Regions from separate parts of the Mus musculus genome. Here region 2 is linked to region 1. A link is a loop called in an ENCODE intact Hi-C map of the cell type or tissue named here. Cell type or tissue: left cerebral cortex. All regions are shown on one strand.

Region 1 (5,000 bases):
TGTTTCTCATACAACATTCTTTCTTGTTTGTCTTTACTTTGGTCTTAGTTTAGTCTTGATTTAGTTTTAAGGAAGAAGCTCATTCTATAGGCCTGCCAGCCTCTAACTCAACAGCAATTCCACTGTTTCAACTTCCTAAATATTGGGACTATGGGTCAGTGCTACTACTCTTGGTGAAATTCTTATTTATTCCGCTCTTCTGATAAACTCTTAAGTTTAAGAAATATGCCAACTATGTTCAACATCTCTATCTGACACAAAAATAACACCTAACCCATTTTAAGAAATATGTTTTAGAAAGCTATGGATCATTCATGCAGATACCATTAGCTAGAGAGAGAAAAAGGTGACTTCTCTCCAGAAAAACATAATAATCTCTGAAACAGACCAAGAAGGACGGTGTTGATGTTTGCATGGGAGAGCGAGCCCCCAAACCCAGGCTTTACTAAAAGAACTCGGCAACTTTATATTTTCATGTCTATACAGCAAAACGGAGTTACTGGAGAACCACATAAAACTACAGTAGCTATAATGGCCTTCTTAAGTGGTCTGCTCGGGCTGTGATCAAAGGACATGTGCACATACTTCAGTAATTAGATGGGTTTATAAGGTGTGCTATTAAACCAGCGTCCATCTCTCTACTCTTCTTTGTCTAAACATTCTTAGTTTGCATTCCCCACAAGTGCAATGGGTTTCATAATGCCACTGTCTCTGAAGAACATGATGTCGTTGGGCCATATTGACCTCCCATTTTTGTCTATCCACACACTCCCTCTTCCTCGTCCCAAATAATCTACTTCCCATTTCCATGCTTTCACAGAAGAGAAGACTTCGCCTCTCACTTTCCTGAATCGGCCTCATTTCCTGCAATGTGCTGATCTACAAATGCTGTCCATCATCCTGGAAAGAATACAAACTCATCGAGCACCCGTCCTTTTATGTTTGTCCTTTCATTAAATATAGATTCTTTTCTCATATAATAAATATATCCTAATTACAGCTTACCCTGTGTCTACTCCTTCCAGTCCCTCCCCACCCCACCCCCTCCTCTAATCCAGAAACACTCCCTTTCTGTCTCTCATTAGAAAAGAACGGCTGCCAAGAGGTAACAACAAAACGTAACACAATAAAATATAATAAACAAAAGCAAAACCCATCACACTGAACGTGGGTAAGGCAAATCATCAGAAGGGAAATATCCCCAAGAGAAGCAGAGGCCATTCATTCAAACCCACAGGAGCCTCATAATGTGGCTTTCACACAGCGGACCTTGCACAAGCCCTTGTAGGCTCTGTACTTGCTACCTCAGTCTGTGTAGCTCCTTTATTTATTTATTTATTTATTTATTTTATTTAATTAATTAATTTATTTATTTAACTAGGGGAAGAGCTCAGGAAAATACTGCAGAAACCCTTAGGCCAACCAGAATGCTGGCCTGACTTTCCTTTTGACCCTGACTTGTTTTTTTTCCTCTAATGTCCTTGTGTGTGTCCCATTTATATAATTCTATTAATTATATATTATATAATTATAATATTAATATATTGTATATTACATACTGATATATAAATAATAATTATGTAATTATTATTTATTCATTGGAAATTTTATCCAAATGCTGTTTCCTGTAGTCACTAAACGTATCATTTACCTGCGTGAACCTCATGCATCACAGGTCAAATCACCAGTGACATATTTAATGAAGCAAATTGTCCAGCTATATTTCATATATTAAAACTTCAAATAAGTTCTTTGAAGTTTTAAAAGACAGGAAATGAAATTTTGCATGTTCCTTACCAGCTGTTACTTTTTAAAAATAATATATAAAACTCTTCAGAAAGCCTTTTTGCTTGTTTATTTATTTATCATTTATTTATTTTTATATGTCTGTCTGTTTTGCCTACATGTTTTTCTATGTACCACTTATGTGCCTGGTGTCCATAAGAGTAAGAAGAGGGCATCCTTGGAACTGGAGTTACAGATAGTTGTGAGCCTCCATCTAGGTGCTAGCAATTGGATTCAGATCCTTTGGAGGAACAGCCAGTGCTCCTGACGGCTGAGTATCTCACTGGTCCCCAGAAAGCAACTCTCAAGCAAATTTTATTCAGTCCGTAATAATGAATATACATCAGAAAGTAATTGAGTAGCCTGTTGTGCCTACATTTGTCTATTCTGCTTTCTTGTTTCCATCATCATCTCAGTCACAAAAATACTCCTGAAAGTTGAGTTTTAACCTAAAGGTACAATATAGCTTTTCTGTGTTGTTACTGAGACTTTGTGTGTAATAGGTATCTAGTCATTACTGCAATCAGCTCTCTGCAAGCAGAAACTGAGAATCTGGGATGTAAGATGCTCACTGGTGATTAATATTTGTAAAACCAAGAGGAATAGAACAGGAGCGAATACAGAGACAGCAAAACATTGAAGGAGTCCTTAGTTGTATCTGTCAACCAGGCAGAGAACTGTCAGAATGCCTCCTACAGGGCCCAAGTGCTCACACTTGTAATCTTTCTCTCTGTAGTCCTCTGATTTGAGCTATAGGGGGCACTAGGACCTCGGAATAAAGAGCCCTTTAAAGTTATGCAAATCACAAACACCTACCATATGGAAGTCCCCTGCAGCCCACACTCCCTGATGATTGGCACTCTACCCCCTTGTCCACCCACCTTGCCTGTCTTCTGATTATTGACGATGGAGAATAGTTAGACTGGTGAAGATTCGATTGTACATCCAGACATGACAAGGTCTGAGTGCTCGATGGACCCGGAAGGGAATTTACCTTTGATTTCCATGTCGATGTTGGCTTTGTCTTGTGTTATAGGCAAATGTATCTACTCACAGCCACAGCTGACAAAGAACACTGCTCCCCAGGAATATCTCTAGAAAGTTCTATGAAATTAGAACGGATTCAGTACTTGTTCACCCTAGAGGTTCAGAGACATACCAGGCTTTGAAGAGTAATTTTTCAAGAAAAGGTAGTTAGTTGTACTTGGGAAATTCAGGCAGGGTGGGATCTTGGAGGGAAAATCATGAGCAAAGTACAATGACATGCATGTATCAGAGCAGAATCCATTATCTTGTACATCAATAAAAATTAACTATAAGAAATGAGATTGATTCTGGAAGATAGAAGATACTCTAGACAAGCAGCAACTTTACTTTCTCTAACATAGCCATTCTTGAAGGGGAACAGGTATATTTTAGCTAGCTTTGCTTAAGATTTACATTATGAGATTATAAAGTAAACCCAGATATTGATACTGACCGTTACTAAAACTGAGTTATCTTGATATCCAAAGATAGACAGTCTTTTGAAGCACTCACCCGGTTTTTTATTAATAATCTTCAGATTTGATTTCCCATTCTGGCTGTGTTTATCAGAATTTTAGTCATATAAAAGCTCATATTATAATGATACCTAAAAATAGAGGTCTTAAAACCCAAAATCACCAATACATACAAATCCTGTAGCATTAATCCTGACAATTTTATAAGATGCCAACGTTGTAAATTATAATAGTTTCCATTATTAGTGTTAGCATTTTGTCTAAGCTCTGCCCCACAGTTACCTGGCAACATACAGGTGTATCTCACTATAAAAGGGGATGCTTGCCTCCTCCTCTCTCTTTCTTGCTCCTGCCTTCTTGTTCCCCTCTGTCCTCTCTTGCCCCTTCCTCCCTCTCTCTTCATTCCCTTCCCCCTCTCTCATGGCTGCCGACCTCTACGCCTATTCCTCTACTCTTTCTCTCTCTGCCTCTCCTACCCTCTTAACTACCCTCCCCATGTCCTGAATAAACTCTATTCTATACTATACCATCATGTGGATGGTCCCTTGGGGGGAGGGAGGGATGCCTCAGCATGGGCCCTCCAAGGCAACCCTTTCCCGCACTCCTGACTACACCTCCACCAAAACATATTCTCTCTCTCCTTATCTTTTTATAAACACATCAATCAGTAATAGGAACACTAGTGTTAAAAATGTACTGCTTAAATAATGTTAATTGTTAGAATAACGTTGTAGATACCATGAAAGTTACAACAAAAATAAAAAATCAAATGTAAAAGAAAACTCTCTGAAAAAGCATAATTCATATATGTTAATTTTATACTTATTTTATGATCAATTTGCATGAATAAACTTAGAATGCCCTATTCGAAGTAGGTATACATAATAGGTGTAACATGGTAAGATTAAAATTATTATAAATATTATCATTAATGAATCAAACATAATGAATATATACATACTTACATCTCAATATATATATTTGTGGACAAGATAAATATCTGACACCTATGCATGTTTCATAGGCCCGGCATGAATGCCTATATGGAATGGGCCTTAAATCCGACCAGAAAGCAATTATATACTCAGTGAGTATATTTTGCCAGGTTTGTCACTGTTTCAGGGTTCACAGCCACACAGGACTGATGACTAGGAGTGTGTGTGTGGTTGGTTGCTGGGGCTCCTAAGAGAGAAGCACGTGTTTCCCTGACTCTGAACCCCATGAAAGAGGCAGCGTAAAGGCTGACTGTAGGAGTCAGAGGAGATGGAAGTCAGCAGGAGAACATGGCTTACCTAATCAACTAACAGGGCTCACAGAAACGGAAACAGCAAGCACGGTGCCTGCATGGGGCTGAGCCGGGTCTTCTGCTGCTTCAGGAAACCTCGCTGATGACAAGACAGAACAAGATACAGTAAGACAAGGCAAATGCCCTCATACTCAGGCTGGAAAAGGAAAGCCAGCGGGAGGAAAAGTCTATAGAGCAGGCCAAAGAGTAAGTATAGTTGTGAGTAAATATTGCCAGCATTTTATTGTTAGGAACCATTCAGAATGAACAGATAAGAGCTAGAGAAACAAAACGGACCTCAGATAATCCTTGATCCAAGTGTTAGCTCTTGACTTGGTGCATCATAGGACATTAGTGTAGTGATTCATTAACAGAGCTGCGTATTCATATCAGCTGTGCGGTTTTACTCCAGAGAGCTGAGAAATCCT
Region 2 (5,000 bases), 820 kb after region 1:
TAGAGACACAGACATACAAAAACGAGGGGCAGTGGGCTAACCAAATGAACACTAGTTGAATTTCAAAATCGTTCTCCGTTCTCCAATCTTCCTGGTTGGGGTGTCCAGAGAAATCATCTTTTCCTTACTCAAAACCACTGACAAAGTCAATACTGCCTAGCAAAGTATATGTCCCATTTTCTAGGTCCTGCGGGAATCAAACCACCCCCACCCCCGCTGCTTCCCTTTATGTCCCAAAGCCTGAACTTTATAGGGCCTTAAGAATAGTGTTTCCAAACATTGTACTAAAGTGTGGACATGGAAATTGGCTTCAAAATACTAACCTAGGCACTGTCTTGAACCAACTGTCTGATCTATTTGGATGCCCACGAATAGCTTTGTCAGACTTAGGAGATAGACCAGTGGGTTGACACTGAAGAGCCATGAAGCTAAGAAGACCTTACCAGATCAAGTACTTCAATCTAAGAATGCACACACAGGAGAGTTGTCCCATCCTCATCCCCATGCTCTGGGGAGTTTCCTGATTTAAAGACTTGCTGAAATTCTACATCTGTAGGATGGGGGGGAAGGAGGCAAGCTGGTGAGCACTGTCTTCTTCCTCTTCGTTACCGGGAATAAATTGTTGCAGAAGGAAAACTATACAGGCCATGAAAAAATCAGTCTTGAGATGGGGTGATTTGGGGTGATTTGGGGTGATTTGGGATTTGAGATCTGTTCTTTCACCCCATGCTCTCATCTTTGAAGCAAAGCAACAAGAACACTCTCTCCTAACAGAACAACAGTGGCTCCTGCTTGTGTGTATTTGCATAATAATTGCTATACAAAACCAAACCTCATGCTTCCTTTTACACATTTGCTTTCCTTTTTTCCCCCTCTAGCATAAAAAAAAATAATTTTTAATCTGCTTCTACGGGGTTTTCCTAAAGTTCTTTTCAATCTATCATCGCCTCCTTTTTTCTCAGGAAACTCTGAGTATAGTTAAAATATTGAATAGAAAATGTGTGAGCATTCCCATTTACCAAGAGGGTGTTACCATCAGTCAGAAAAGGCCACCACACATACAACTTTTACTGGCGTCTGTCCCTGTCCCTGGCAACCGAAGAGATGTGATATGTACATGGAAACCAGCCTCGGGAACTTTTGGTCTCAGCTTTCAAAGGCAGAGCCCACCAGTGATGTTCTTCGAGCAGAGCCTCTCCTCACTGTCAGCCCACTCCACTGAGCTAGCTTCTGTTGTCCTTTTTCATCCCACCGGGCTAGCCAAACACTTCCCACAGAAGCAATTCATTTCTGGGGTTTCAAAGGGAAAAAATAAACAAATAACTGAGATGAAACATATTTTCTGCTTTGAATGTAACCTTTGACCTTCTCTTTTCAGTACACCTGACACCAGGGCCTTCAAAGAGACTCACTTTGGGTCTAGCCTGATGATTCTGATTCATTCGGACTCATATATTCTCTCTCTCTCTCTCTCTCTCTCTCTCTCTCTCTCTCTCTCTCATCTCTCTTCCTATCCCCCTATCTCTCTTTTTCACTCTCTCTCCCCTCTCCCTCTCTCCCTCCCTTTCCCCTCCCCACTCGGCCTCCCCCTCCCCTTTCCCTTCCTCCCCACCACTGAACTCTGTGGAAAGTTGTTGCTCTAATCGCAGCTCCCTGCTCAGGGCCAAGGGAGGCCGGCAGAACACGCAGGGTGTTTTGTTAAACGCTCCCGTCGTTCGCACGGGCTGCGACTTGATAAAAGGAGACAGTTTTCTGAAAAGATTTGATTGAAATGGCGTGTGCCAGGGCTGATGGGAGCCAGCGAGGGACAAAGCGCAGAGAATCCATGGACACTCGAGCAATTACGCCTCCACGCTGAAGGTGGATTAGCGCGCTGGAAAGAAGCATATGTTTGGCCTGGGGCGACACTTCCCCCCGGCTGAGCTTAGAGAATGGGAACGCGGAGAGCGGCTGGACCCGGAATATCAACTATCTGCGAAGCCCCCCTCGCCCGCACAGCCCAGCTTGTCTCCCCGCCCCGCCCCCCCCGCCCCCCCACCCCCGTCCCCGAAAAGTCAGAGTGGGTTTTTGCAAAGAACAGAGAAAGAAGGAAGAAGTAGGGAGAGGGATGGTGCAGAGTGGGAAGAAGAGAACAGACCAACAGACGTGGATGGACGGAAGGGGAAAGAGGGAAGTATCTCGGAGGTGCAAATGAATAGGTGTTGCCTTGGGGATGGGGGAAGGTCATCCAACTGAGACGCTGAAGCTCGGGTGTGGAGACCCAGACCAAGTCAGATGAATGGTACTTCCACACTAGAAACAAGTTTAGGCTGGGGTGTTCTCTCAAACCTATATTGAAAGGTGATATAAATTGTTACAATAAAGCAAGCGATCTTGGATGCAACTGCAAAAGCTACAGTGTATAGCTGTATATAGCCCACAAGGGGCTTTGAGTGTAGGGGAGGAAAGGCCTAGGGAGAAGTGTTGGGCAGAAATTGGTGCAATAGGGCTGAAGGTAAGCAGTTCCTAGAAGGCAGTGGGAAAGAAAGGGGAGTCGCTCTGTTTACAGCCCTGGGCTAGGGATTTGCGGACTTCGTGCTGTCCTGAGTCGGGTTGAGCCAAAAAGTTTCCCAAACCCTGCCTGCAGTCATTAATTAAAGAGTCGATCCTGCGAAAGGGGCCCTTAAAACTGTAACTCCATGCCTTCCAGCTCTCGCTGACTCCGCAGAGAAATAGTGGAGGGAATGGAGTCGCAAAACGGTTTCAATGCTCTTTCTCAGACCTGGGCTTCGGTTTAATTGAACCTAACCTGGACGCAGGTGGCAGTGGCTACCGCCCAGAACCCCCTTAACTCTAGCCGCTCTCGGAGCCCCAACATAGTCGCTTCCTAGTCCCATGGGCACCCCAAGTAGGACTCAAACTTCCCACCGGCGCTGCGCCTCCACCTCAGGGCCAACAAAACCTAGTTGTGAATTACTCCGAATACCGGGGGCTCTAAGCAGGGTGGGTGGGATGAAGATGACTTCAGCAGAAGAAATGCCTTTTCAGTAGGCCGGGTCCCTGGAAAGGCTGGATAAAACCTCATCAGGGGGTTGCACAAGGCGCCGCTGCCCGCCGCCACCTCCTCCCAAACTGATTCCCTGCTGTAGACAAAAGTGTAGCCCAGACTTGGGGCTCCAAAAAAGACAAGGGGCATCCTGAAATAGGATTTGGTAGCTGACAAAGCAAACGGAAATTTGATCCTAGCATTAACTCGGTGCCTCAGGAAAAAAAAAATTATTTTAAGCTGTATTAGCTAAATATAGTTTGACCGTGTGTGTGTGTGTGTGTGTGTGTGTGTGTGTGTGTGTGTGTGTGTGTGTGTTCCATAGCCCCAAGTCGCGTTGGATTTTTAAAGAGTAATGATCTAGAGAGTTCTGGGTACTCTCCTTTCCAAGACAAAAACAGTGGCCCAGGCTTCTGACTGGTAGAAGCTGGGAATCTGAATTGACCATGGATGGGGTCATGGATGGGAGCAGAGGCTGGCTGCTCTCCTCCTGTGTTTAGGATTGTTATTGGAACTCAAAAGACTGGAAGGTTGTCATTGTCTAGTTTTAGTTTTGAGGGGCTGCAGAAGTACACCCATCACTAGTCAAGTGCTTTACCCACTCAGCTTTAAAAAACAACAACAACAACAAAACAAAACCTTTATTTCCATAGAGGAGATCACAGCATGGTTTGAGCCACTTTAGAAAAAAAGAAGACGTCATGGAAAAGACAACCCTCCTTTGCGATTGGAAATATCCCCATTCCTGAGACATAACGAGGGAACAGAAAGTCAACCTACAGAGCTCAGAATCATCATACTTACTGGAAGGGGCCAGGAGGGAGAGCCTGCTCTACGTAGGAAGGCTTCAACTCCTTAGCTTTTTCTGCCATTCCACAGCTCACTCCAGCCACATAAACATTGCTGCTCTGTTCAGAAAGAAACCTGCTCTGTGAAAAGCAGCCTCTGCTCCCTTCGTGCTGTGTAAGACAACAGAAGAGCGCAACCTTGCATAGGAATAACACAAAGTTTTGTTTCTGAGACCCCCCCCCTCCCCCAACTCATCCTGTGACCCGTTTCCCTCCTTTTTATACACAGCAAGACTTTTGGTTTTAAGCCTGTGAACTCTTCACACGTGCCTGAATTGCTCAGCTTTCCACGTCAGCACAATCTCTCTACTCTGCAGACAGCCCTGCAGTCTATCACAGAAAATGTCAATTATGTCTTTGGAGATAGCATGACTGGGTTGGGAAATGTGTCTGGTCTATATCCACATACTAATGTTTCATTCATTTCTACTGCTCGCCTGCCTATAACTTGCCTATCTTGACCTAGTGCATCCCTACCATCACAGACAATTAACTCAATTCTGATCATTAATAAAAACACCTTTAGTTTCAACTCATGGTTAACTTGGTCTTAGGTGTTATTAAAGATGAACTTCTCCTAGAAGGAATGCTGGAGAGGAGAGTGCTTTCTAGTCCCAGGTGGGTCAAAGGGAGGGCAGTGTTATTAAGCATAGCAGGAAGCTAAGATGACATCTTTTGTACAGCTTAGCTATTGAGCCAAGTTTAGTATAGAAAAGATAAAAAGGTTTGTTTAATATTCCAACCCATCTTAAGACAGGATGCAAAGGTGTGACAGATGTTGTCACTTGCTCAGTGACTTTATTCTCCTAGGATGGAGGGGTTGGTTGACTGATACTTGGAGTTGAGTCCTGTGTTCCTGGATTTTCTTTTCTCTCTCCCTCCCTCCTTTCTCCCTATCCTATCCTGCAGTTAATAATAGGGAAACATAGACCTGTTTCTTCAAGTCTCCACTTTGGATAATCAAATTTAAAAAGGGTAAATTTCAATTGTCTTGTCTCGGTTGCAGCAATCTTTGCACCTGTAACTCGGAGGGGGAGTGGGGGTAGGATGAAAATGCTGGTTGTTTGTGTTGTTAGTTTTGCCTCTCGGATCTCTAGCAGGCTGACCTGATTTTTACAGCCCTTTTA

Evidence for each region. Peaks named below come from ENCODE experiments on the same cell type or tissue, not always from the same donor. Only the 100,000 strongest peaks of a DNase experiment are listed, where the experiment ranks them.
Region 2: a loop joins it to region 1, with 2.7 times the contacts of the local background. A loop is called at or near these places in 1 of 42 quality-filtered maps.

What each region holds. Positions count from the first base shown.
Region 1 is chr13:39,891,796-39,896,795 of GRCm38, forward strand. No RefSeq gene overlaps it. Among named protein-coding and RNA genes, the nearest start is that of Gm40924, 29 kb to the right of the region's middle. In left cerebral cortex, a CTCF peak has its summit at 2,542; a DNase peak (open chromatin) is centred at 2,555.
Region 2 is chr13:40,707,313-40,712,312 of GRCm38, forward strand. No RefSeq gene overlaps it. Among named protein-coding and RNA genes, the nearest start is that of Gm26688, 18 kb to the right of the region's middle. In left cerebral cortex, no CTCF peak of the experiment used is centred here; a DNase peak (open chromatin) is centred at 2,584.